Linked DNA regions of Homo sapiens: region 1 is linked to region 2. A link is a contact called in ENCODE POLR2A ChIA-PET data. All regions are on one chromosome and are shown on one strand. The core of a region is the stretch at or near the end of the contact, and the rest is flanking DNA. Distances in the headings are between cores, read along the strand shown. Region 1 holds the start of EIF1 (eukaryotic translation initiation factor 1). Region 2 overlaps CDK12 (cyclin dependent kinase 12).

What was found. ChIA-PET counts read pairs that join two places held with the same protein, here RNA polymerase II (POLR2A).
Region 1: POLR2A ChIA-PET joins it to region 2 with 10 read pairs in WTC11. The contact joins the promoter of EIF1 here to the enhancer-like site in region 2. POLR2A ChIA-PET finds 5 or more read pairs at or near these places in 2 of 52 experiments (WTC11 and naive thymus-derived CD8-positive, alpha-beta T cell).

What each region holds. Positions count from the first base shown.
Region 1 is chr17:41,686,209-41,690,821 of GRCh38, forward strand. EIF1 (eukaryotic translation initiation factor 1) reads left to right here and starts at 2,677. Exons shown (of 4, transcript NM_005801.4): 1 at 2,677-2,861; 2 at 3,570-3,733; 3 at 3,880-3,981; 4 at 4,574-4,613. The coding sequence starts at 2,831. RefSeq lists enhancers at 2,378-3,286, 3,272-3,361, 3,287-4,195 and a silencer at 2,502-2,891.
Region 2 is chr17:39,484,629-39,489,161 of GRCh38, forward strand. All of the region lies in intron 2 of CDK12 (cyclin dependent kinase 12), which reads left to right. Among named protein-coding and RNA genes, the nearest start is that of CDK12, 25 kb to the left of the region's middle. Within about 2 kb of position 1,888, at least 3 of the 41 ENCODE cell types and tissues checked have a DNase peak (open chromatin) inside an H3K27ac peak, as active enhancers do.

The sequences.
Region 1 (4,613 bases), core at 1,427-3,926, 2.2 Mb after region 2:
CCCTTTTGAAAATCACTAATAAAAACTCGCTGGTTTTGCGGCTTGGGGGACATCATGGAACCTGCCGACATGTGATGTCTCCCCCGGACACCCAGCTTTAAAATTTCTCTCTTTTGTACTCTGTCCCTTTATTTCTCGGACCAGCCAACACTTAAGGAAAATAGAGAAGAACCTACGTGAAATGTCGGGGGTGAATTTTGCCTGATAGTAAAGGTTCCCAAGTTGGCTGACTGGGGCCTTAGCTTCTCAAAAGGGGAAGACCATGAGACTGGGATGCCCATGACCTAGCCATGGTTCCTCCTTCCTGATGTCAAGGAAACCAAACTATTAATCAAGTTTATTTAGTAAATATAGAATCAAAACAAAGTATCAGGCCAGGCACACTGGCTCCTGCCTGTAATCCCAGCACTTTAGGAGGCCAAGGCAGGGGGACTGCTTTAAGCAGTTGAGGCTGCAGTAAGCCATGATCATGCCACTGCATTCCAGCCAGTCTGGGTGACAGAGTGAGACCTTGTCTATATATATATATATATACACATACATATATATATACATATATACACAAATACACACACACACATATATACACACACTCATATACATATATATATATATACACACACATACACATATATATATCAGGTACACCTAGCATTTCCTCCCTCAGAGTTTTTCTGAGTTTTCTGGTGGGCACATGCCCTGCCCCACAGTGGACTCCTTCCTACCCTCTGTCAGCCAGAATGCTGCCTCCCCAGAGGCCTTCTCTGACCACCCCATCTGAAGGAGCCTGGCCCTTTCACATCACCCTGTTTACCTCCTTTTTGGCACCTCTCACAATCTGTCATTATCCTTTTTTTTTTTTTTTTGAGACATAGTCTTGCTCTGTCGCCCAGGCTGGAGTGCAATGGCGCCATCTTGGCTCACTGCAGTCTCCTCTTCCCGGGTTCAAATAATTATTGTGCCTCGGCCTCCCGAGTAGCTGGGACTACAGGCACACGCCACCACGCCCAGCTAATTTTTGTATTTTTAGTAGAGACAGGGTTTCACCATATTGGCCAGGCTGGTCTCGAACTCCTGACCTCGGGTGATCCGCCCACCTCAGCCTCCCAAAGTGCTGGGATTACAGGCATAAGCCACAGCGCCCAGCCTCATTATCTTATTATTTGTTTAGTGGCTCTCTCTCCCGCTGGCCTTCAACTCCACAAGGGCAGTGACCCTGACTGTCAGGGACATAAACCAGCAGTCCATGGGCATGCATATTTTTGTTTGGCTTGCAGTGTTGTATCAAAAATTCAATTTATTCCTGTAATCCCAGCACTTTGGAAGGCCGAGGCAGGCAGATCACCTGAGGTCAGGAGTTCAAGACCAGCCTGGCCAACATGGTGAAAACCCATCTCTACTAAAAATATTTTTAAAAAACTAGCCGGGCGTGGTGGTGGATGCCTGTAACCCCAACTACTCGGGAGGCTGAGGCAGAAGAATTGCTTGAACCCAGGAGACGGAGGTTACAGTGAGCCGACACAGTGCCACTGCACTCCAGCCTCGGCGACAAAGTGAGACTCTGTCTCAAAAAAAAAATCAATTTATTGGCAATATTTAAAAATCAAGAGATTTTATGTAAACACCTGGATTTCCTGGCACTCTTGAAAAAGATCTAGCACAATGGGCTGGAGGTGAGCGGCCACTGCAGCCCGTAGTTCTTACTCCAGCCCCCAGTCCACCCCATTACATCACACTTGGCTGTTTGCACTCCTTGATCCTACTTACCTGCCTATCCCCGGAGGCCTTTGAGTCTAAAATTCCTGGTCTCTTTTCACCACTCTACTTACCCCTACAACTGAGTGTTGAAATAAATAAACTGAAAGCAAGAAAGGTTGACTGTTTTGAAGGAAATATTTCATCTAAACTCTAGGAAGGCTCTACTCCACACAAGCTGTGCCACATGAAGGACGCCCTCTGGTGCCAGAATTATTCTCGGGGGGGCCCAGAACCAGTTACTATACCTTGAACTCATGCCAATGAGCTGGGCACACTTTTTCCTTAGATGGATTAATCTAATCTAAATGAAAATTTTAGATCGGATTAACCCACTTTAGAATAAATCTAAATGGCAATCTAAATTATGCGGTTACCGTTTTGATTATATTATTGTATGTTGATTAATCAAAGTGCCGCCCTAAATCCCGCTGTGACTCCGTGGGTAGTAGGGTGGGTAGGTAGGTGGGTTTGACACAACGGGGATTTCTCGTGTTTGGGAGGCTCATCATCTAAATCCTCTCTAAGGAGTGTTCATTTACCATATGAAACTCCCCTTTTCGAGAAGACAGGGATGCAACAGGGTCAAGAAGGTGGAACGTACCAAAGGACACAGTGCGTAGGCGCGCTCGAAACCTGGGCCGGTATTCTCGGCACCCAGACACCGTCCACTCGCACTGCGCAGGCTCCGAGACAGATCAAGCTTTCCCTCCCCCTCCCAGCTCTCCTAGAGTCAAGAGGACGCCCTCCTGCCGCAGACTTCCTGCGCAAGCGCCATCCCATGTCCCCGCCTCCAAACCAATTGGAAGCGGCGCCGCCTGGGCGCTTGGGGCACGACGCTGTGGGTGGGGTCAGGACGTGAGGGCAGCGCGCTGGCGTCAGAGGCGCGGCTATATAACTAAACACAGGCACCGCCCCTCTGCCCCAGTCACTGAGCCGCCGCCGAGGATTCAGCAGCCTCCCCCTTGAGCCCCCTCGCTTCCCGACGTTCCGTTCCCCCCTGCCCGCCTTCTCCCGCCACCGCCGCCGCCGCCTTCCGCAGGCCGTTTCCACCGAGGAAAAGGAATCGTATCGTATGTCCGCTATCCAGAACCTCCACTCTTTCGGTAAGCTATGGGAAAGGTCGCGGGCCCGGGTGGGGCAGCGGGGCCTTCCGGGCCCGGAGACGTGTTCCGGGAAGTTGCCAAGCGCTCCGGGCCTTCGTAAGCTCGGGCAGGGGAAACTTGACCAGGGTCGCAGGGCAGCGGGATCAAGGCCTGGGCCCCGGGGTCGGACCCTGAGCGCGACCGGAAGGAGCAGGCGGTAGGTCAGCCCTTGGGCGGGCCCGGCGTCTCAGTGGCGCATTTACTAATGGCTCCTGGGCCTCCTCGGGCCACACCCGCCCCTCCCGTCACCATTGCGTCACGTCCGTTACGTCACCACCCGTTGTCACGGATCCGGAGGGAAAGGCGGTGCCAGCCCTAAGTGGCAAGCGGGTGCACCAATGGGGGTGGGAGGCTTAGCCCCGCCTCGGGAGCTCGGGTTCCGGCGGGTTGCATCAGCTGGGTGGGGCACCGCCTGGCAGCCCGGACTCCCCCGACATGTGATCGGCTTCCCAGGGAGGGCGGGAGGCCCGGGCGTTCCCCGAGCCTGGGGAAGCTGGCCGTCCCGGACTGACCTGCTCGGGGAGAGCCAGCAAAGGACACATTCGGCCTGGCCCAAGCCCTGACGATTTCAGTGTTGTTTTCTGCACGCGCAAAACACCTGGGGACCGAGGGGATGGCAGTGGCATCCTATCTTTGACAGCTCTGAACGAGCTTAACCTTTTTTTTCAGACCCCTTTGCTGATGCAAGTAAGGGTGATGACCTGCTTCCTGCTGGCACTGAGGATTATATCCATATAAGAATTCAACAGAGAAACGGCAGGAAGACCCTTACTACTGTCCAAGGGATCGCTGATGATTACGATAAAAAGAAACTAGTGAAGGCGTTTAAGAAAGTAGGTCTTCAGTGAGATTTTGGGAAAGTCATAATGGATTTGTCCACAAGGGGGTGCCAGCTGTGTTGTATGTATTGTTAGCGGAAGGGGTGATAAATGCGTTCATGCTCTTGCTAGGCCTAATTCGTTTTCCTTTGTGCTTGCAGAAGTTTGCCTGCAATGGTACTGTAATTGAGCATCCGGAATATGGAGAAGTAATTCAGCTACAGGGTGACCAACGCAAGAACATATGCCAGTTCCTCGTAGAGGTGAGTTCAGTCACTACTTGATTTGTGCCTCTCTGCTGGCAAATCTCAGATCCTGTCTGTTAGCTTCTGCTGGGGACATAAAAGTTGGCTTTGTAAGGCTGAGCAAAACCTCAGTTGGGTTTTAAAGTACATAGACTTATTTCTGTTTTATAGGAAAAAGCAGAAGGGACTTGTCTACCTTTGGTTTACTGTTTCTGTGGATCTACTTCACAGATGCAAATTTGAATAGCATATAGATGCATTGTAAAATAAGCCAAATGCTGGGTTGTTCCTGTATTTGTAAGGACATGAGTTTTTAAAAATGAATTTCCTGAGTATTAATACTAAAATACTGTTACATGATCAGCTCTTGATATAATTGAAGAGATTTCAGATACCTGATGAGTCTCATTCTCACACTAATTCAGAACCTTGGAAGGCACTGAGTGTTCAAAAAAGGTAGCTCTTAACTGAGGACCCTCTGTTGAACCATTGTGCGCACCCCTGGCTCTTGGGCAGTGTAGTAGCAGGAAGACAGGGTTGTTGCCATTAGAAATGGAGGCTTTAACTCTCCCTGTCCCCCATTTAAAACTTTGCCCTTTTGTCTTTTCAGATTGGACTGGCTAAGGACGATCAGCTGAAGGTTCATGGGT
Region 2 (4,533 bases), core at 638-3,137:
AAATACTCATTCTGTCTTGAAATAAACATGCTAAAAATGTAATATTTTAGAAGCAGTATACATTTTTCATACATGTTCAATATCCCTAATCCAAAAATCTAGAAATCCTCCAAAATCAGGAACATTTTTAGCGCTGACATGATACTCAAAGGAAATGCTCATTGGAGCATTTCAGTATTCAGATTTTTGCATTGAATATGCTCATCCAGTATAATGCAAATAATCCAAAATCTAAAAATTTTAAAAATTTGAAACACTCAGGCCGGGTGCGGTGGCTCACGCCTGTAATCCCAGAACTTTGGGAGGCCGAGGCGGGCGGATCACGAGGTCAGGAGATCGAGACCATCCTGGCTAACATGGTGAAACCCCGTCTCTACTAAAAATACAAAAAATTAGCCAGGCGTGATGGTGGGTGCCTGTGGTCCCAGCTACTCGGGAGGCTGAGGCAGGAGAATGGCGTGAACCCAGGAGGCGGAGCTTGCAGTGAGCTGAGATCGCGCCACTGCAGTCCAGCCTGGGCGACAGGGCGAGACTCTGTCTCAAAAAAAAAAAAAAAAAAAGTTCAGACACTCTGGTTTGAGGCATTGTGGATAAGAGAGTACCTAATCTGTATTAGTACTTTATTTGAGCTCATAAAGTAAACATTGGAGAAAACAAAAATATGAAACACAGATTGGCTGGGCATGGTGGCTGATGCCTGTGATCCCAGCACTTTAGGAGGCCAAGCTGGAGGATTGCTTCAGGTGGGAGTTTGAGACCAGAGCTTAGGCATCCCCCCCCTTTTTTTTTTTTTTTTTTTTTTGGGAAACAGAGTCTCACTCTGTCGCCAGGCTGGAGTGCAGTGGCTCAATCTCAGCTCACTAATCTCCACCTCCCGGGTTCAGGTGATTCCCCTGCCTCAGCCTCCTGAGTAGCTGGGACTAACAGGCGGGTGCCACCACGCCTGGCTAATTTTTTTTGTATTTTGGTAGAGACAGGGTTTCACAATGTTTGCCAGGATGGTCTTGATCTCCTGACCTCATGATCCCCGGCCTCGGCCCCCTAAAGTGCTGGGATTATAGGCATGAGCCACTGTGCCTGGCCCCTGTCTCTTAAAAAAAAAAAAAGCAGCTGTGGTGGTATGCACCTGTAGTCTCAGCTGCTTGGAATGTTGTAGTGGGTAGATCACTTGAGCCTCGAGGCTGCAGTCAGCTATGATTGCACCACTACAGTCCAGCTTGGGTGACACAGCAAGATCCTGTCTCCAAACAGACAAAAAACCATAGACTGAATTTATTTGAAATGATGATGACACAATTAAAATACCTTAATTTTTCTTTTTTCTTTTTCTTTTTTTTTTTTTGAGACAGAGTCTTGCTCTGTCGCCCAGGCTGGAGTGCAGTGGGGTGATCTTGGCTCACTGCAACCTCTGCCTCCTGGGTTGAAGCGATTCTCCTTCCTCAGGTTCCCAAGTAGCTGGGATTTTGGGAGTGCACCACCATGCCCAGCTAATTTTTGTACTTTTAGTAGAGATGCGGTTTCACCATGTTGGCTAGGCTGGTCTTGAACTCCTGACTTCAGGTGATCCGCCCGCTTGGCCTCCCAAAGTGCTGGGATTACAGACATGAGCCACTGCACCCTGCCTCTTTTTTTTTTTTTTTTTTTTTTCTGTGAAACAGAATCTTGCTCTGTCACTTAGACTGGAGTGCAGTGGCACAATCATGGCTCACTGCAACCTTGGCCTCCTTCCCTGGCTCAAGTGATCCTCTCGCTTCAGCCTCGATAGTAGCTGGGACCAGAAGTGCATGCCACCACTCCCAGCTAACTTTGTTTATTTTTTTTAGAGATAAGGTCTCACTATGTTGCTCAGGCTGGTCTTGAACTCCTGGGCTCAAGCAATCTTCCTGCCTTGGCTCCCAAAGTAGTGGGATTACAGGCATGAGTCACCATGCTCAGCCTGATTTTTCTTGTTCTTCTAGTGAAGCCAAACCAAGAAGAAATCTGTTTTGAATAATGAGGAATTGAGATTTGTAAAGAATATTCCGACAGTGGTTGAGAAATTACAAGTTTTTTTTCGCTGAACATCTTAAAAATTAGAATAATTTAAAAAATCTATGTTGGTGGGGTGCGGTGGCTCATGTCTGTAATCCCAGCACTTTGGGAGGCTGAGGTGGGCAGATCATGAGGTCAGGAGTTCGAGTCCAGCCTGGCCAATATGGTGAAACCCCATCTCTACTAAAAATACAAAAAACTAGCCGGGCGTAGTGGCACACGCCTGTAGTCCCAGCTACTTGGGAGGCTGAGGTAGCAGAATCACTTGAACCCAGGAGGCAGAGGTTGCAGTGAGCCAAGATTGCACCACTGTACTCCAACCTGGGCAATAGAGGGAGACTCCGTCTCAAAAAAAAAGAATCTATATTACATTGTGACTCAAAGAGTTTTCTGATAATAAGTTTTGTTTCTAGGATGGAAAAATCTGAGTGCAGATTATAATAATGTTGCATGTTCATCTCTCCCAGTATTTCAACAGAAAGTTTCAGATGATCATTATCTACTCCACTGACTATCCCAGTTCTGGTTGATGTGGTACAAACTAACCTATATTGTATTGTTCTGTCTGATTTACAAGGGATTAAAACGATAAAAATTGGCAGGAGTCAATAGCTGTTGAGATTTATGTTCTTATATTTTGAGTAAATGACATTCTTTTATGGAAAATTCACACACAAGGGTTAACAGTATTCTTTAAAAAGATACATTGCAAGAGATAGATCTTTGTGGTCTAGGAAATATTCATGCAAAGCACCAATATTTTCCTTTATAACTACCTGTCATAAAAATAGAGAAGATTGCCTGTGGTTAAGGTTCTCAGATCTTTTTCAACCATCTGATACTGTGAAGGAATAGAGAAGACCTATCTGGCCTGATTTTATTTGTAGACATGAGTTAGTCTGTTGTACTATAGATGTCTTATTTTTTCTGAGGATGTGCATGACACAATTTTTTTTTTTTTTTTTTTTTTTTTTTGAGATAAAGTCTTGCCCTGTCACCCAGGCTGGAGTGCAGTGGCACGATCTCGGCTTACTGCAACCTTGACCTCCCCAGTTCAAGCAATTCTCATGCCTCACAAGTAGCTGGAACTACAGGCACATGCCACCATGCCCAGCTAATTTTTGTATCTTTATTTAATAGAGATGAGGTTTCACCATGTTGGCCAGGTTGGTCTTGAACTCCTGGGCTCAACTGATCCGCCTGCCTTGGCCTCCCAAAGTGTTGGTATTACGGGCATGAGCCACCACACCTGGCTCTTGGCACAAAATTTCTCTACCACTTATTAATAAATTGAGATAGGCAAAAAATTGTATCTGGGCCATACGTGGTAGGAGGCGAGGCAAGAGCATCACTTGGGGAGGTCCAGGATTTTGTGACTAGCCTGGGCAATATGGCAAGACCTTGTCTCTACAAAAAATTTCAAGAATTAGCTGGGTGTGTTGGTGTGTGCCGTGGTCCCAGCTTCTTAGGAGGCTAAGGTGAAAGTGTTGCTTGAGCCCGGGAAATTGAGGCTGCAGTGAGCCATGATTGTGTCATTGCATTCCAGCCTGGGCAACAAAGTGAGTCCCTGTCTCAAAAAAAAAAAAAGATTGAAAACTGACTTTTCTGATCTATTCCTGGAAACCTATCTTTCTACAAAACCCCACTGACTACTATAATTTACTGATTACTGGGAGAGGCTTCTGCCACCAGGTGCCTTAATAATTCTGAAATAGTTGCTTGGACCCTTTTTCTTTAGATTTTTAGTTTGATGATTGTCTATTTTGGCTGGTCAGGTTTGCCTTCTGCTTTGAAGTGAACGGAATGATTCAGTATATTTTTTATTAGTTTTGACTTACAACTTAGCTATATTTCTATTTTTTTGTAAATATCTTCGGCAATTTATATTTTTTACAGGGAAAGCATTCTAAAATACTATTTCTTTTTTCCAAGATTTTTGCACCTCTTTAGCGATAGAGTAGTATTAAATTGTTGAGCTCTTCTTGTTTGTTAAATCTTTGCTAAAATGTAGAGTAAATTCGATGAACTCCACGAGTTGCAGTGATACTTTGTGAATTTAAGAAAATTACTTCCTGCATTTTATTTCTATTTTTAAATTTTTTATTTTTCGAGACAGAGCTGCCCTTTGTTGCCCAGGGTGGAGTGCAATGGCATGGTGATGGCTCACTGTAGCTTTGACTTCCTGGGCTCAAATGATGCTCCCACCCCAGGACTGCCGGTTGCCATCTGCCCCCAAGTAGCTGGAAACACACACTTATACCACCATGTCCAGCTAATTATTTTTGAGACAGAGTCTTGTCACCCAGGCTGGAGTGCAGTCGTGCGATCTCAGCTCACTGCAACCTCCTCCTCCTAGGCTCAAGCAATTCTCCTGCCTCAGCCTCTCGAGTAGCTGGAATTACACCACCACACCCAGTTAATTTTTTTTTTTTTTTTTTCGAGATGGAGTCTCACTCTGTCTCTCCGGCTGGAGTGCAGTGGCGCGATCTCAGCTCACTGCAA